3 separate regions of the Homo sapiens genome follow, and regions 2 and 3 are each linked to region 1. Evidence: chromatin contacts called from ENCODE Hi-C or POLR2A ChIA-PET data. All regions are on one chromosome and are shown on one strand. Each heading gives the region's core, a stretch centred on a gene start or an enhancer-like site at or near the end of the contact. The rest is flanking DNA. Distances are from core to core; before and after follow the strand shown.

Region 1 (4,494 bases), core at 1,709-4,208:
AGCCAGGCGTGGTGGCATGTGCCTGTAGTCCCAGCTACTCGGGAGGATGAGGCAGGAGAATTGCTCCAACCCAGGAGGCGGAGGTTGCAGTGAGCCAAGATCACACCACTGCACTCCAGCCTGGGCGACAGAGCAAGATTCAGTCTCAAAACAAACAAAAAACAAACAAAAAGGCAACCCACAGACTGGTAGAAAATATTTGCCACACAAATAATCTTTAAAGGATCAACGTATAGAATATTTTTAAAACGCCTATAAAAAAGGGAAAGGCAAAATAGAAAAAAGGTACTTCTCAAAGGACAAAGGACGAATGGGCAATAAATATAAGAGGCTCACCTCGCTAATTATCACAGAAATGCAAAGTGAAAACAAAATCAGGTAATATTTTATACCACAGGATTGACAAAAAAAAGTAGTCTGTCAATTCTAAGAACTGGTGAGGACATGCAGCAAGAGGAAGGTTTTCGATACTGCAGATGGAAATGGAAATTGGTAAAACACTTTGGATGAACTCTTGTTATTCCAAGAAAACTCTTTTGTGTGTAAAAACATGTAAAATAATATTATTGTCTGGGAAAAGTGGCTCACCCCTGTAATCCCAACACTTTGGGAAGCCGAGGCCCGCAGATCGCTTGAGCCTGGGCAGTGAGTTGTGATGGCGCCATTGTGCAGTCTCGGCAACAGAGAAAACCTTGTCAAAAAAAAAAAAGGAAAGGAAAGGAAAAATCTCCCATAATTTCACCTTTTTTTCTTTCTTTCTCTTTTTTTGAGAGTCTTCCTCTGTTGCCTAGGCTGGAGTGCAGTGGCAGGATCTCAGCTCACTGTAACCTCTGTCTCCTGGGCTCAACCGATCCCCCCACCTCAGCCTCCCGGGTAGTTGGGCCTACAGGCGCCCACCACCACTCCCATCTAATTTGGAGGTTTTTTGTTGTTGATGTTCTTTTTGTAGATGTGGGTTTTCACCATGCTGCCCAGGTTGGTCTCAAAACTCCTGTGCTCAAGCAATCCTCCTGTCTCAGTCTTCCAAAGTGGTGGGATTAGAGGTGTGAGCCACACACCCAGCCTCCAGTTTTTTTGTTTTTTGTTTTTTTTTTTGAGACGAAGTCTTGCTCTGTCGCCAGGCTGGAGTGCAGTGGCGCCATCTCGGCTCACTGCAACCTCCGACTCCCTGGTTCAAGCGATTCAATTCTCCTGCCTCAGCCTCCTGAGTAGCTGGGACCACAGGCATGCGCCACCACGCCAGTCTAATTTTTGTATTTTTAGTAGAGACGGGGTTTCACCACATTGGCCACGACGGTCTCCATCTCCTGACCTCGTGATCTGCCCGTCTCGGCCTCCCAAAATGCTGGGATTACAAGCATGAGCCACCGCACCTGGCCCCTTTTTTAATATTATATGTTTCTAGCTTTTTTAAAAAAAGTTATTGTAGTGTTATTTTTGTTTTTAATGAACAGCATTCAGATAATTCAATATATTATAATGAGGAATACATTGAGAAGTCTCTCACCCTATCTCAGTCCTACCCTCCATCTCATAAGAAACCATGACTATTAGTTTCTTGAGTATATTGCCAGAATTTATGTGGAAATAAGGATCATATGACTCTCATTTATCCTTTTCTACACAAAAAGCATAATTTATACACTGTTTGGCACCTGGGCTTTTTTCGCTTAGTAAGATATGCTAGAGATGGTTCCACATTAGTATGTTGGGAACTGATTCCTCACTCTTTTTCATAGCTGCATAATGTTCCATTGTGTGTATGTACTGTAGTTTATAATATCAGTCTTCTGATGGATACTCACGTAGTTTACAACCTTTTGCTATTACAATCAATAATCTCATACACATATTACTTTACATGTATGCAAGTGTATTTGGAGGCAAAATTCCCCAAAGTGGGATTGTTGGATCAAAATGCAAATATTATTCAGTGTGGTTTTGATAACCACTAAGGATTGCTGCATTCTGCTCCTACTAGCACTGTAACACTGCACCTGTTTTCCTGACACCCTCCTATATTGAGTATATTACCAAACGTTTCAATGTTCACCAATCATGATGATTTGCATTTTTATTAAAACTGAAGCTGGCCTGTAATCCTAGCACTTGGTGAAACTGAGGTGGGAGGATTGCTTGGGCTTGGGAAGTGGAGGCTGTAGTGAGCTGTGATCGTGCCACCTGTCTCAGAAAAAATAAAATACAAAACAGGCCGGGCGCGGTGGCTCACGCCTGTAATCCCAGCACTTTGGGAGTCTGAGGCAGGCCGATAACCTGAGGTCAGGAGTTCGAGACCAGCCTGGCCAACATGGTGAACCCCATCTCTACTAAAAATATAAAAATTAGCCTGGCGTGGTGGCACCTGCCTGTAATTCCAGCTACTCGGGAGGCTGAGGTGGGAGAATCACTTGAACCCGGGCAGCGGAGGGTGCAGTGAGCCGAGATTGCATTACTGCACTCCAGCTTGGGCAACACAGGACTCCATCTCAAAAAAATAAATAAATAAATAAAAAACACAAAAACATGCAGCTAAGCATCTTTTCATATATTTAAAGTCTATTTTTAACTACTATTTTTCTGTGAACTTGGTACCCCAGTACTTCGCCCATTTGTCTAATGCACTGCTGCCTGTTAATTCTTAGATATTTTAAATGAATATTTAATATATTTATATTTGGAAAAACTTATCCAAGGACAAAAGATGACGCTAAAACTCCTGTTATAAAACGAACATACCAGCCTTTCCCCCACGAGTCTGGAATCCGGCCAGAGCAGGATTTTAAGACTCTCGGACGACGTCAACATGTCCTCGGATCTGACTGCGCAGGCTCCAAATAGCTCGCCCGAACCCTAACATCTGTGTGCGCATGCTCGCTTGATTCCTAGCGGAAAGTTTGTGTGCGCATGCTCCAAGGAGCCGCGCCCCATCGGCTTCCCTAACGGAAAATCCGCTGCGCATGCTCATAAACCTGCTCTCCTAGGAGACCTGAAGGCTGCTTCCGCTAACCCGGGCTGGCGCTGCTAACCTCACCCAACGATCCCTGCTGTCGGAAAATGTCCAGAGGCACCATCCCTGCTATGAAGAGGGAATGCCAGTACAACAGCCACAAGGGGTCTTCCTGTGGCCCTCAAACAAAAAATCACTGCATTACATCAGCAGGTATTCAGCACCTGGCCCCCTCCAAACGGTGTCTAAAGCGAGTTTTAAAAATTAATGCTAGGGGCGGGACGGCGGGGGCGGAAAAAAATAAAAAATTAAATTACTTAAATTTTTTTCTCTTTTTTTAAAGAGTCGGATTCTCGCCCTGTTCCCCAGGCTGCAGTGCAGTGGCGCGATCTCGGCTCACTGCACCTCCGCCTCCCGGACTCCAGCAATTCTCCTGCCTCAGCCTCCTGAGTAGCTGGGATTACAGGCGCGCGCCACCACACCCGGCTAATTTTTTGTATTTTAGTAGAAACGGAGTTTCACCGTGTTGCCCAGGCTGGTCTCAAACTCCTGAGCTCAGGCAGTCCACCCGCCTCGGCCTCCCAAAGTGCTAGAATTACAGGCGTGAGCCACCTCACCCGGCCAAATTACATTAATATTTTATATTGAGGAGGAAGTTGGTTACAAAGGACTTTCAAAAGTGTCGGGGTTAATAATCTGCATATTTTAAAATATTCCAGGCCGGACGCGGTGGTTCATGCCTGTAATCCCAGCACTGTGGGAGGCCGAGACGGGCGGATCACGAGGTCAGCAGATCGAGACCATCCTGGCTAACACGGTGAAACCCCATCTCTCCTAAAAATACAAAAAAATTAGCTGGGCGTGGTGGCGGGCGCCTGTAGTCTCAGCTACTCGAGAGGCTGAGGCAGGAGAACGGCGTGAACCCGGGAGGCGGAGCTTGCAGTGAGCCAAGATCGCGCTACTGCACTTCAGCCTGGGCGACAGAGCGAGACTCCGTCTCTCTCTCTCTCACGCTCTCTCTCTATATATATATTCCATAGACTGCATTGGAGAGAAAGGCGCCGGGACAGAAAAGCCTGAGATAAACCACCTGTCATTCTTGGAGAAAAGGATGCTGCGGCTTTCCCGATTTGGTTGATGAGATGGAAAATCAACCCTTACAGGAAGGACATCACCAATTCCGGAAAGGATGCTGCGCCAGTCATGTTTCCGCACTCTGTGAGACGTTGAAATCTCCAGAAGTTGCCCAAGGTTTTCAAGCTGAACACAGGAGAAATGACTCTGGATCTCTGAGGACTGTTTTCCTCAATAAGGAGCTGCAATCTTGGCTCCACCACCCTCCCTCCAAAACATCTCGTGTGTCTGGTATCTGGTTATATTGTGGCCTGACAGAGAAGTTTCTTTCGGGGCCAGTGAATTAAAAAAAAAAAAAAAAAGAAAAGCGGGTCCTACCAACTCATTAATACTTTAATACTTTAAATTTCCCTCTTTATAGTAGGTTGAAATGTCAGTATCTCTTAAGAACAATGGCTGAACCAAATGTTTCC
Region 2 (4,846 bases), core at 1,407-3,906, 550 kb before region 1:
TCTCGGCTCACCGCAACCTCTACCTCCCGGGTTCAAGCGATTATCTTGCCTCAGCCTCCCCAGTAGCTGGGATTACAGGCGCGTGCCACCATGCCCAGCTGATTTTTTGTATTTTTAGTAGAGACGGGGTTTCACCGTGTTAGCCAGGATGGTCATGATCTCCTGACCTTGTGATCCGCCCGCCTCAGCCTCCCAAAGTGCTAGGATTACAGGCGTGAGCCATCGCGCCCGGCCTCATTTTTATTTTTGTTTTGTTTTGTTTTGAGACGGAGTCTGGCTCTGTCACCCAGGCTGGAGTGCAATGGCACGATCTGGGCTCACTACAAGTTCCGCCTCCTGGGTTCATCCATTCTCCTGCCTCAGCCTCCGGAGTAGCTGGGACTACAGGCGCCCGCCACCACGCCAGGCTAATTTTTTGTATTTTTAGTAGAGATGGCGTTTCACCGTGTTAGCGAGGATGATCTCGATCTCCTGACCTCGTGATCCACCCGCCTCGGCCTCCCAAAGTGCTGGGATTACAGGCATGAGCCACTGTGCCCGCCCAGAAAAAATTTTTTAAATTAGCCAGATGTGGTGCCGCACGCCTGTACACGCAGCTCCTTGGAAGGCTGAGGCGGGAAGATTGCTTGAGCCCTGGAGTTTGAGGCAGCAGGGAACTAAATGATACGGCCACTACTCTCCAGCCTGGGTGATACTACAAGACCTGTGGAAAGAGAAAGAAAGGGAGAAAAAGAAGAAAGATGAGAGAAAAAGAAACACAGAGAAAGAAAGAAAAAGGGAATTCTGTACCTCCTCGTTTCTTTTCTGTGTTGTCAATCAGCATTCTGTAGTCACTTAGTATCTACTTCATGGGCTGTCTTTTCTTTTCTTTTCTTTTCTTTTTTTTTTTGAGATGGAGTCTCGCTCTGTCACCCAGGCTGGAGTGCAGTGAAGCGATCTCGGCTCACTGCAAGCTCCGCCTCCCGGGTTCACGCCATTCTCCTGCCTCAGCCTCCCGAGTAGCTGGGACTACAGGCATGCGCCACCATGCCAAGCTAATTTTTGTATTTTTAGTAGAGACGGGGTTTCACCGTATTGGCCAGGATGGTCTCAATCTCCTGACCTCGCGATCCACCTGCTTCTGCCTCCCAAAGTACTGTGATTACAGACGTGAGCCACCGCGCCCGGCCAAGGGCTTTCTTTTCTTACACTCCTGTTGATGCTTCAAATGCCCCCTCAGATGGGCCTCACTCCGGGTTGAAACTGTTTGTTTGCTTGCTTGTATTTTTGTTTGTTTGAGACAGTCTCGCTTTTTTGCCCAGGCTGGAGTGCAATGGCTCGATCTTGGCTCACTGCAACCTCCGCCTCCTGGGTTCAAGCAATTCTCCCGCCTCAGCCTCCCCAGTAGCTGGGACTACAGGCACGCGCCACCACGCTCGGCTAATTTTTGTATTTTTAGTAGAGACGAGGTTTCACCATGTTGGCCAGCCTGGTCTTGAACTTCTGACCTCAAGTGATCTGCCCGCCTCGGCCTCCCGAAGTGCTGGGATTACAGACGCGAGCCACCGCGCCCGGCCAAAACTTTTTCTTAGGCTCCCATTCCCCATATCTCATGAAATTAGTCACCCCCTCACCTATTCTACCTTTGTGTCTACCATATGTTTTTGTTATTAAATGTATAATGCTGGAGTATAGTTACTTTTCTGTGTCATATATGTCTTTGTTTTCCCACCGTGTAGCACAGAAGTTGGCTGGTTAAACCGAATACATAAAAAGCAATTATATAGTTTTCTTTCTTTCCTCGAAAGGCTTACTCTCTTTAGTCCTTTAGACTAGCATTGGGGTAGGTGACACAATCAAGACTTAAGCTAAAGTGAAGGAATTCAGTGAAGAGGGTGTCACAAAACTAGAGAAATGGAATAGCCTCTCTGAAAAAAGAATCCTGTGCAGGGAGCCGCTGAGAGAGGACCCATGTCACATATGAGCAATTGGGAGGGAGGGAGAACCTTGTCTTCGCTTCCCAGGGTGTGCCATGTCCTGCTGCTCACAGGTTAGCCTGGCCGTACGTATTTCTCAGGGTCCAGTTTTCTACTTAAAGGAAAAAACAAAATACAAAAAAAAAAAAAAAAAAGGCAACTAACCCGTTAAGCTGGAAGAATATTTTTAGATAGCTGGGGCCTGGGAATACTTCTGTTACTTAACATGACCCCAGCCAGTGTGCATTTCATCCTGGATTGCCTCAGGGGTGGGAATCTTGGCTTAGGGTGGCACTGCGGAGGGGCAGCCCTGAAGACCCCCTACCCACACAGCGCAGACCCCCTGACTGCGCCCCCGCGTGGCAGCCAGCCTGAGGGCGGGGGGGCGAAACCAGGGTTTGCCCCGCCCCTTTCTCCCCTCCAAGTCGGCAGCGGCACTGGAAAGTGAAAATGAGAGTAGAAACCACCTGAGCACCCTCGCTCAGGCTGGCGACCCACACTGGTCATGTAGGCTGTGGGAGAGGAAGGGGAGCGCAGGTGGCTTGCAGGCAGGTGACCCTGTCAAGGGAAACCGGGAGGGGCTTCCTCTGGCCGCGGCCCCGCCCCACCCCGCCTCCCTTGGGCCCCGCCCCCACGAGTCTCCTCCCCCCACGAGGCCCCTCCCGGTTCCTACACCTCGGCCCCGCCCTGCGCTTTCGCCTCCGAGGCCACGCCCCCTAGGACCTGGCCAAGCCCCGCACTGAGGCTCCACAAGGCTTCGGCCTGTACGGCCACTTCCTCTTCCTCCTGCCTCTCCTCCTTTTTGGGGGACAGGGCCGCGCCGTGCCGCTGGCCCACAGACCTCGTGGATGCCGCATAGAATGGCCTGAAGCAAACACGGGGTTTTTCCCATAAGGGCCCCATCCAGGTCCGGGGGTTGGGTCACCTCTCCTGTACGTCTCTGCTGTGAGACCTTTTGCGGGGCGCGGACCCTGAAGATCCCTTTGGGTTTCTTCCTCCTTGCTCACCGGCCGGACCCAAGTGATGAGAAGGGGAGTAGGGAGATAAATTGTGGAAAGAAAAGAATGCTGCTGAATTACGGAGTGCCTAACTGAAGAAAAATCAGGGAGCAAGGACATGAGGGGGCAGTAAAATTTTTGAGGAAGATTCGTTGTCAGAAAATAGAAATGGCTAGAATCACCATCAAAGTGTCAGTCATTTCAAACTGCCTTTTAATTACAGTCCCCAGGATGCCTGGTAATTACAGTAGACATCTGACCTAATACTCGCAGACAAAGTTCAGATGGAAATATTTAGAGAAATGCAGGCACAAAGCAGGAAATTGGGGTATTGGTGTTTTCAGAGTTCTCTTTGGGTATCTCTTTGGGTATTGGGGGGGAAAAGCTCCAATGAAATATATCAGACATGATTTAAAAAATGACATGAAGCCACTGTCTGGTTTTCCTCAGGCCCGACATTGGGCAGCATTCACAGCAAGTATTCATTGGCTGGTGGAAGCCCTTGTGATCAAAATGAAGTCAGATGATTTAGCACATACAGTTGTTTGCCTGTGTTCTCCAAAACTGAAGAGCATTGCATTCACATTTCTTGTAGGGAGTGTAAAGGAAACAAACCACTCACCTGCTGCAAGTGCTTAGCATTGTGCTAGAATAATTACAGAAGCTATCTCAGGCTGGGCATGGTGGTGCACGCCTGTAATCCCAGCTACTTGGGAGGCTGAGACGGGAGGATCGCTTGAGCCCAGGAGAGATCACAACACTGCACTCCAGCCTGGGTGACAGGGTGAGACTGTCCAAAAAAAGGAAAAGAATAATTCAGCAGTAGTTGGTTACAGAGTGAAAAGTACTCCCACTTGATTTTTATTTTATTATCCTGGACTCGATTTTATTATCAAGTGGGATTTTTACCAGGGCTTTCAGAAGTTAAGGTAATTTGCCCAAGGTCACATGATTAGTAAATTATCAGTTTAGGATTGAACTCAGGTCACCTGTCTCCCCCAAATCATACAGAATGCAGGTGTGTACATTTATCTAAGTGTATCAAACTGTACAGGTAAATGGGTACATTTAATGTAAATCATAACCCAGTAAAGCTGATTTTTTAAAATCATGCAGAATGAGTGATGTTATAAAACTCGTCAAAGAAACCACATTATGATTTCATACATGAAAGTTTATATATAAAGGCTGGGCGTGGTGGCTCATGCCCGTAATCCCAGCACTTTGGGAAGTCAAGGCAGGTGGATCACCTGAGTTCAGGAGTTCGAGACCAGCCTGGCCAACATGGTGAAACCCCATCTCTACAAAAAATACAAAAATTAGCTGGGCGTGGTGGCACATGCCTGTAGTTCTACTTACTTGGGAGGCTGAGGCATAAGAATCGCTTGAACCCGGGTGGTAGAGTTTGCAGTGAGCTGAGATCGTACCACTGCACTCTACCTTGGCAATAGAGCAAGACTCTGCCTCAAAAAGTTTATGTATAAAGATATGCCTTTATTTATAATTAACATACATATTGAAAGGTTGGTGACACCACTGTCAAGCATTGTTCATTCAAGTGACCTTTCCAAACTTCAGTACAGATGTATATAAATATCAAGCAGGAAGCTACCATGGGTTAGGGTCATGAAAGTCTGTCTTGGAACAAGCATACACAGAATTGGAAACAACATTGGAAGTATGTGATACCACACCTATCTAACAAAAATATCTTCAAAGTGCAGGGCACTGAACGGATCAGACACTTTTGCTATTGGGTATGCACAAAAGTCACCTTTGTATGTATAATATACTATGTGTGGTACTAAGGATTGTATAATATACTATGTGTGGTACTAAGGATAGTGATTACCAGCTGCGCAGCAGAACTTACAAGTTTTTATTTTCAATTAT
Region 3 (4,596 bases), core at 1,221-3,720, 630 kb before region 1:
CGATCTCAATCCGTGGTGGACTGAACAAAGGCAGGCGAACGTGGGAATAAAGACGAAGACAAAAGATTATATTTGGAAGAAGGGGTCAGAGGGCACCTTGCCTGTAGTGGACAAGGGTCCTGAACAGCCCTCCGTATTTATTTGGCAAAAGAGATAGAGACAAGTGGGGGTGTGGAAGAAGAGGTCAGCTGCTCGGTCTAGAGTAGGCTTGCAAGACCACATTCCTTGAACAGTAGGCTCTAGTTGTCCCAGTAGATAACTTCAAGGAGCCCGGTGCCAGGGAGTGATTGCCCTCAGCAAACCTCCTGGCAGCAGGCACAGTCGTGAGTTTGCTCACATCCTGCATTCATGATAAACAGTTTGCTGTTTGATCATATAGCCTCCAGTGGTCACGATCTCTTTGTCCTTTTCAGCTCCCAACAGGCATGATCGTGGCTCACTGTAAACTCTGCTTCCCAGGTTCAAGTGATTCTCCTGCCTCAGCCTCCCAAGTAGCTGGTATCACAGACACGTGTCATCACACCTAGCTAATTTTTGTGTTTTTAGTAGAGATGGGGTTTCACCATGTTGGCCAGGCTGGTCTCAAACTCCTGACCTCAGGTGATCCTTCCACCTCGGCCTCCCAAAGTGCTGGGATTACAGGCGTAAGCCACCGTGCCTGGCCAAAAACCTTTTTCTACATCACAGTCTTTCTCCTCTCTGGGACTCTAATAATTTACGTGAGGCATTTTAGTACTATCCTACAGATCCCCAAGGCTCTGTTCTTCCTATTTTTTAAGTAATTTTTTCTCTCAGTTGTTCAGATCAGTAATTCTATTATGTACCTTCTAGGTCACTGACTCTTTCCTCTGCCATCTCCATTCTGTTCTGAGCCCATCCAGTGGGTTTTAAATTTTGGCTATTGTATTTTTCAGTTCTCAAATGGAAAAACTGAATACAATAGAAATAGGAAATCATGGCCAGGTGTGGTGGCTCACGCCTGTAATCCCAGCACTTTGGGAGGCTGAAGTGGGCAGCCTCACCTGAGGTCTGGAGTTTGAGACTAACCTGACAAACATGGTGAAACCCCATCTCTACTAAAAATACAAAAATTAGCTGGGCTTGGTGGCAGGTGCCTGTAATCCCAACTACTTAGGAGGCTGAGGCAGGAGTATTGCTTGAATCCAGGAGGCGGAGGTTGCAGTGAGCTGAGACTGCCCCATTGCACTCCAGCCTGGGCAACAAGAGTAAAACTCTGTCCTAAAAAAAAAAAAAAAAAAAAAAAAAAAGGGAAATCTTTGCCAAGACTTTCTTTTTTTTATGTTTTCATTTATTTCAAGGATGTTTTGGAATATTTTTATAACACCTACTTTAATGTCTTTGTCAGATAATGCCAACATCTGTGTCATCTTAGTGTTAGTGTCTATCAATTATCTTTTCCCAGTTTAGATTTTTCTGGTTTCTCAAATGCTGAGTAATTTTAGATTGTATCCTGGATATTTTGAATATTATGCTACGAGACTAGAGGTTTTGTTTAAATCCTGGAGTGAATGTTGACATTTTTGTGTTAGCCATAATCAGTCAGGTTGGGATTAGACTGTAAACTCCAATTAGACTTCTCTAGGTTGTAATTTTAATATCAGTTCTGTTTTTAAAGGCTTTGCAGTGTTATTTGGATCAGTCCTGAATGTTCTTGACCCAGTGGTCAGTCAAGGTCTGAGGCAGGAACTGTGTAGTTCAGTTCTCACAGCCTGTGGTACAGTGTTGAGGATCAGATCCACACATGTACAGCTTGGGAGTTACCTCAGAAATCATAAACTTTTGCTCCTTCCTCTACTCAATTTCCTAGTTTTATCCCAATTCCTTGGGGCTCCCTTTTATAGTTCTCTGATCAGAAAACTTGGGTTTTGTTTTTCATTTTATTTTTGAGACAGAGTCTCTCTCTGTTGCCCAGGCTGAGGTGTGCAATCTCAGCTCACTGCAGCCTTGACCTCCGGGCTCCAGAGATCCTCTCACCTCAGCCTCCTGAGTAGCTGGGACTACAGGCACGCACCACCACACCCAACGGATTTTTGTATTTTTTGTAGAGACAGTGTCTCACTGTGTTGCCCAGGCTGGTCTCGAACTCATGGGCTCAAGTGATCCTCCCACCTCGGCCTCCCAAAGTGCTGGGATTATAGGAATGAGCTGCTGTGCCCAGCCAAGTACATACGCTACTTTTCTGTTCACTTTCCGTAACTACGCTTATGTCTGGAGCGAGGCAGTGGGAGGACAGAGATGAAAAAAGAAAGCAGTGGGGGTTTGCCATTTACCCTACTCTGATTTTTGGGAACACAGCACCTCTGATCAGAGAGGAAAGTTCTCTTTTCTCAAAGTTTTAGGCACCTGCCTGCTCCTCTTACCATTAATGTCATTTTCACTTCTGCTTTTATAGGATTACTTGAGGTTTGGGTGCTAGAGAATGGAGAAAAGAAAAACAAAACAAAACAAAAAACAAAGCACATGAGATTTCCCCCACTTTGTCTGTATATTAGGAAACTCTTTTTCCACCCCTCAAGCCAGATCTAGAAGCCTTCTCCTGGAGCTCTTTCTGTCCACACTGATTTGGACTTCAGGCTTTTGGGCTGCACAAGTCCAGACTAGGGATATCAGAGGGGAAAAAATGGTAAGCTCTCTGCATGTTCAGTGGTACTTCATATTCATGCCTTCTTCTCCAACCTTTCTGTTTCGATTTACTTTTCAGTCCTCAAGTTTGGGAGCCATGCATTCTTTCCAGGTTAATAGCTACATTCAGTAGGAGAGATAGGTTGGGATTTGCTCACTCCATCTTACTTGGAACTAGAAACTTCCTAAAGCAGTGATGTTACAAGAAGATAATTTGAATTACAGTTTTCTAGTTTTACAATATTTTAAAGCTGATTGAATATAAATAATTTAAAAATATATTTCCAGGCCCAAATATTAACATTATAATTTAAACTACTGGATCCATCATTGACCCTTTTAATAATTGGAAGGTTTAAGACTCCCACACTCAATATATTAGAAAAATAATACATTCATGTTCATTCTCCCATTTTTTGTGTTTCTCTTTCAATATAGCACATTTACTACTAATGCTCATTTATCCCATCAAAAATGTCACATAAAAACTGGAATAATTCAGAAATTTGGAGTGGGATTCATTTACGATTTATAAGTTACCTGGTAGAGTTTGACTTATAAGAAAGCACATTGTGAGGGCCGGGTGTGGTGGCTCACGCCTGTAATCCCAGCAATTTGGGAGGCCAAGGCGGGCGGATCACCTGAGGTTGGGAGTTCGAGACCAGCCTGACCAACATGGAGAAACCCTGTCTCTACTAAAAATACAAAATTAGCCGGGCATGGTGGCACACGCCTGTAATTCCAACTACCCGGGAGGCTGAGGCTGGAGAATTGCTTGAACTTGGGAGGCAGAGGTTGCAGTGAGCCAAGATCACACCATTGCACTCCAGCCTGGGTGATAAGAGTGAAACTCTGTCTCAAACAACAACAACAACAGCAAACAGTACATGGTGAGGCTAGGTGCAGTAGCTCATGTCTGTAATCCTATCCCTTTGGGAGGCTGAGGCAGGCAGATTGCTTGAGCTCGGGAGTTCGAGACCAGCTGGATAACATGGTGAAACCCTGTCTCTACAAAAAAAAAAGAAAATTAACTGGGCATGGTGGTGTGCACTTGTAGTCCCAGCTACTTAGGAGACTGAGGCAGGAGGATCACTTGAGCCTGGGAGGTCGAGGCTGCAGTGAGCCATGATGGTGCCACTGCACTCCAGCCAGGGTGACAGACTGAAACCCTGTCTAAAAAAAATTTTTTTAAATAAAGTACATAATGAAACATATATAAGGTTTAGTGTTAGCTAGGATTTGGCTCAGCTTTGAATGATGAAAAAAGAAAAACCCAGAATAACTGTAGCTTACATCATATATGTCTATTTTTCTCTTACATAAAGTAGGAAGTAAGTGCCCCAAGTTGGATATGGTGCTTCATTGTGTCAGAAACCCAGGTTCCTTCTTTCTGATGTTCTGCCATGAGTGACCTTGATTTCTTCCTATTTCTCTCATGATCTAAAATGGTTGTAACATAGCTCCAGCCATCTCAGGAAGAAGGAAGGGTAAAGGAGAAAGCACACAGTTCTTCTGTGTGCTTTTAAGGACACGTCCTGAAAGCTGTACATAATATTTCTGCTTATATCTTTTTGGCCAGAACATACTCACAAGGCTACACCTTGCCACAAGAAAGACTTGGAGATGTATTTATATTCTGGGCAGTTATATCCACTTAAAAGTTGAGGATGCTGTTACCATTGAAAGAGGAAGAATGATTTTGAGGGTCAACTAGTAATTTCTGCCACAAGACTGTGTCCCTAAGAAATCCTTATGTTGTAAATAGCGGAAACTAAATTCAAATTAGCATAAACAAAAAAGAAGATATATATATGCTTATTTAACTGAAAAGACAGAGGTAAAGGAAGCTTTAGAGCTAATTTGATTCAGGGGAATTTTTTCTTTTTTGAGACGGAGTCTTGCTCTGTTGCCCAGGCTGGAGTGCAATGGCTCGATCTCGGCTCACTGCAAGCT

The links. A loop is a pair of places that touch in the nucleus more often than their neighbours do. ChIA-PET counts read pairs that join two places held with the same protein, here RNA polymerase II (POLR2A). Pooled maps may share reads with other maps.
Region 2: a loop to region 1 is called in a pooled map, with 13 times the contacts of the local background. The contact joins the enhancer-like site here to the promoter of C2orf74-DT in region 1. A Hi-C loop is called at or near these places in 1 of 37 single-sample maps with no recorded cell type and 13 of 50 pooled maps. POLR2A ChIA-PET finds 5 or more read pairs at or near these places in 1 of 52 experiments (activated CD4-positive, alpha-beta T cell).
Region 3: a pooled map shows a loop between it and region 1 (2.8-fold over the local background). The contact joins the enhancer-like site here to the promoter of C2orf74-DT in region 1. A Hi-C loop is called at or near these places in 6 of 168 maps with a recorded cell type or tissue (CD4-positive, alpha-beta T cell, dorsolateral prefrontal cortex, naive thymus-derived CD4-positive, alpha-beta T cell and 2 more) and 21 of 50 pooled maps. POLR2A ChIA-PET finds 5 or more read pairs at or near these places in 8 of 52 experiments (A549, CD4-positive, alpha-beta T cell, OCI-LY7 and 4 more).

What each region holds. Positions count from the first base shown.
Region 1 is chr2:61,143,439-61,147,932 of GRCh38, reverse strand. It overlaps C2orf74-DT (C2orf74 divergent transcript), which reads left to right and starts at 2,958. Exons shown (of 2, transcript NR_036496.1): 1 at 2,958-3,160; 2 at 3,988-4,494. It also overlaps a transcript of C2orf74 not described here. RefSeq lists enhancers at 2,780-3,129, 2,824-3,745.
Region 2 is chr2:61,692,546-61,697,391 of GRCh38, reverse strand. No RefSeq gene overlaps it. Among named protein-coding and RNA genes, the nearest start is that of XPO1, 160 kb to the right of the region's middle. RefSeq lists enhancers at 913-1,528, 2,801-2,930 and a silencer at 2,501-2,660. Within about 2 kb of position 2,656, at least 29 of the 41 ENCODE cell types and tissues checked have a DNase peak (open chromatin) inside an H3K27ac peak, as active enhancers do.
Region 3 is chr2:61,773,950-61,778,545 of GRCh38, reverse strand. No RefSeq gene overlaps it. Among named protein-coding and RNA genes, the nearest start is that of FAM161A, 78 kb to the left of the region's middle. Within about 2 kb of position 2,470, at least 3 of the 41 ENCODE cell types and tissues checked have a DNase peak (open chromatin) inside an H3K27ac peak, as active enhancers do; they include OCI-LY7, where a contact is called at or near this core.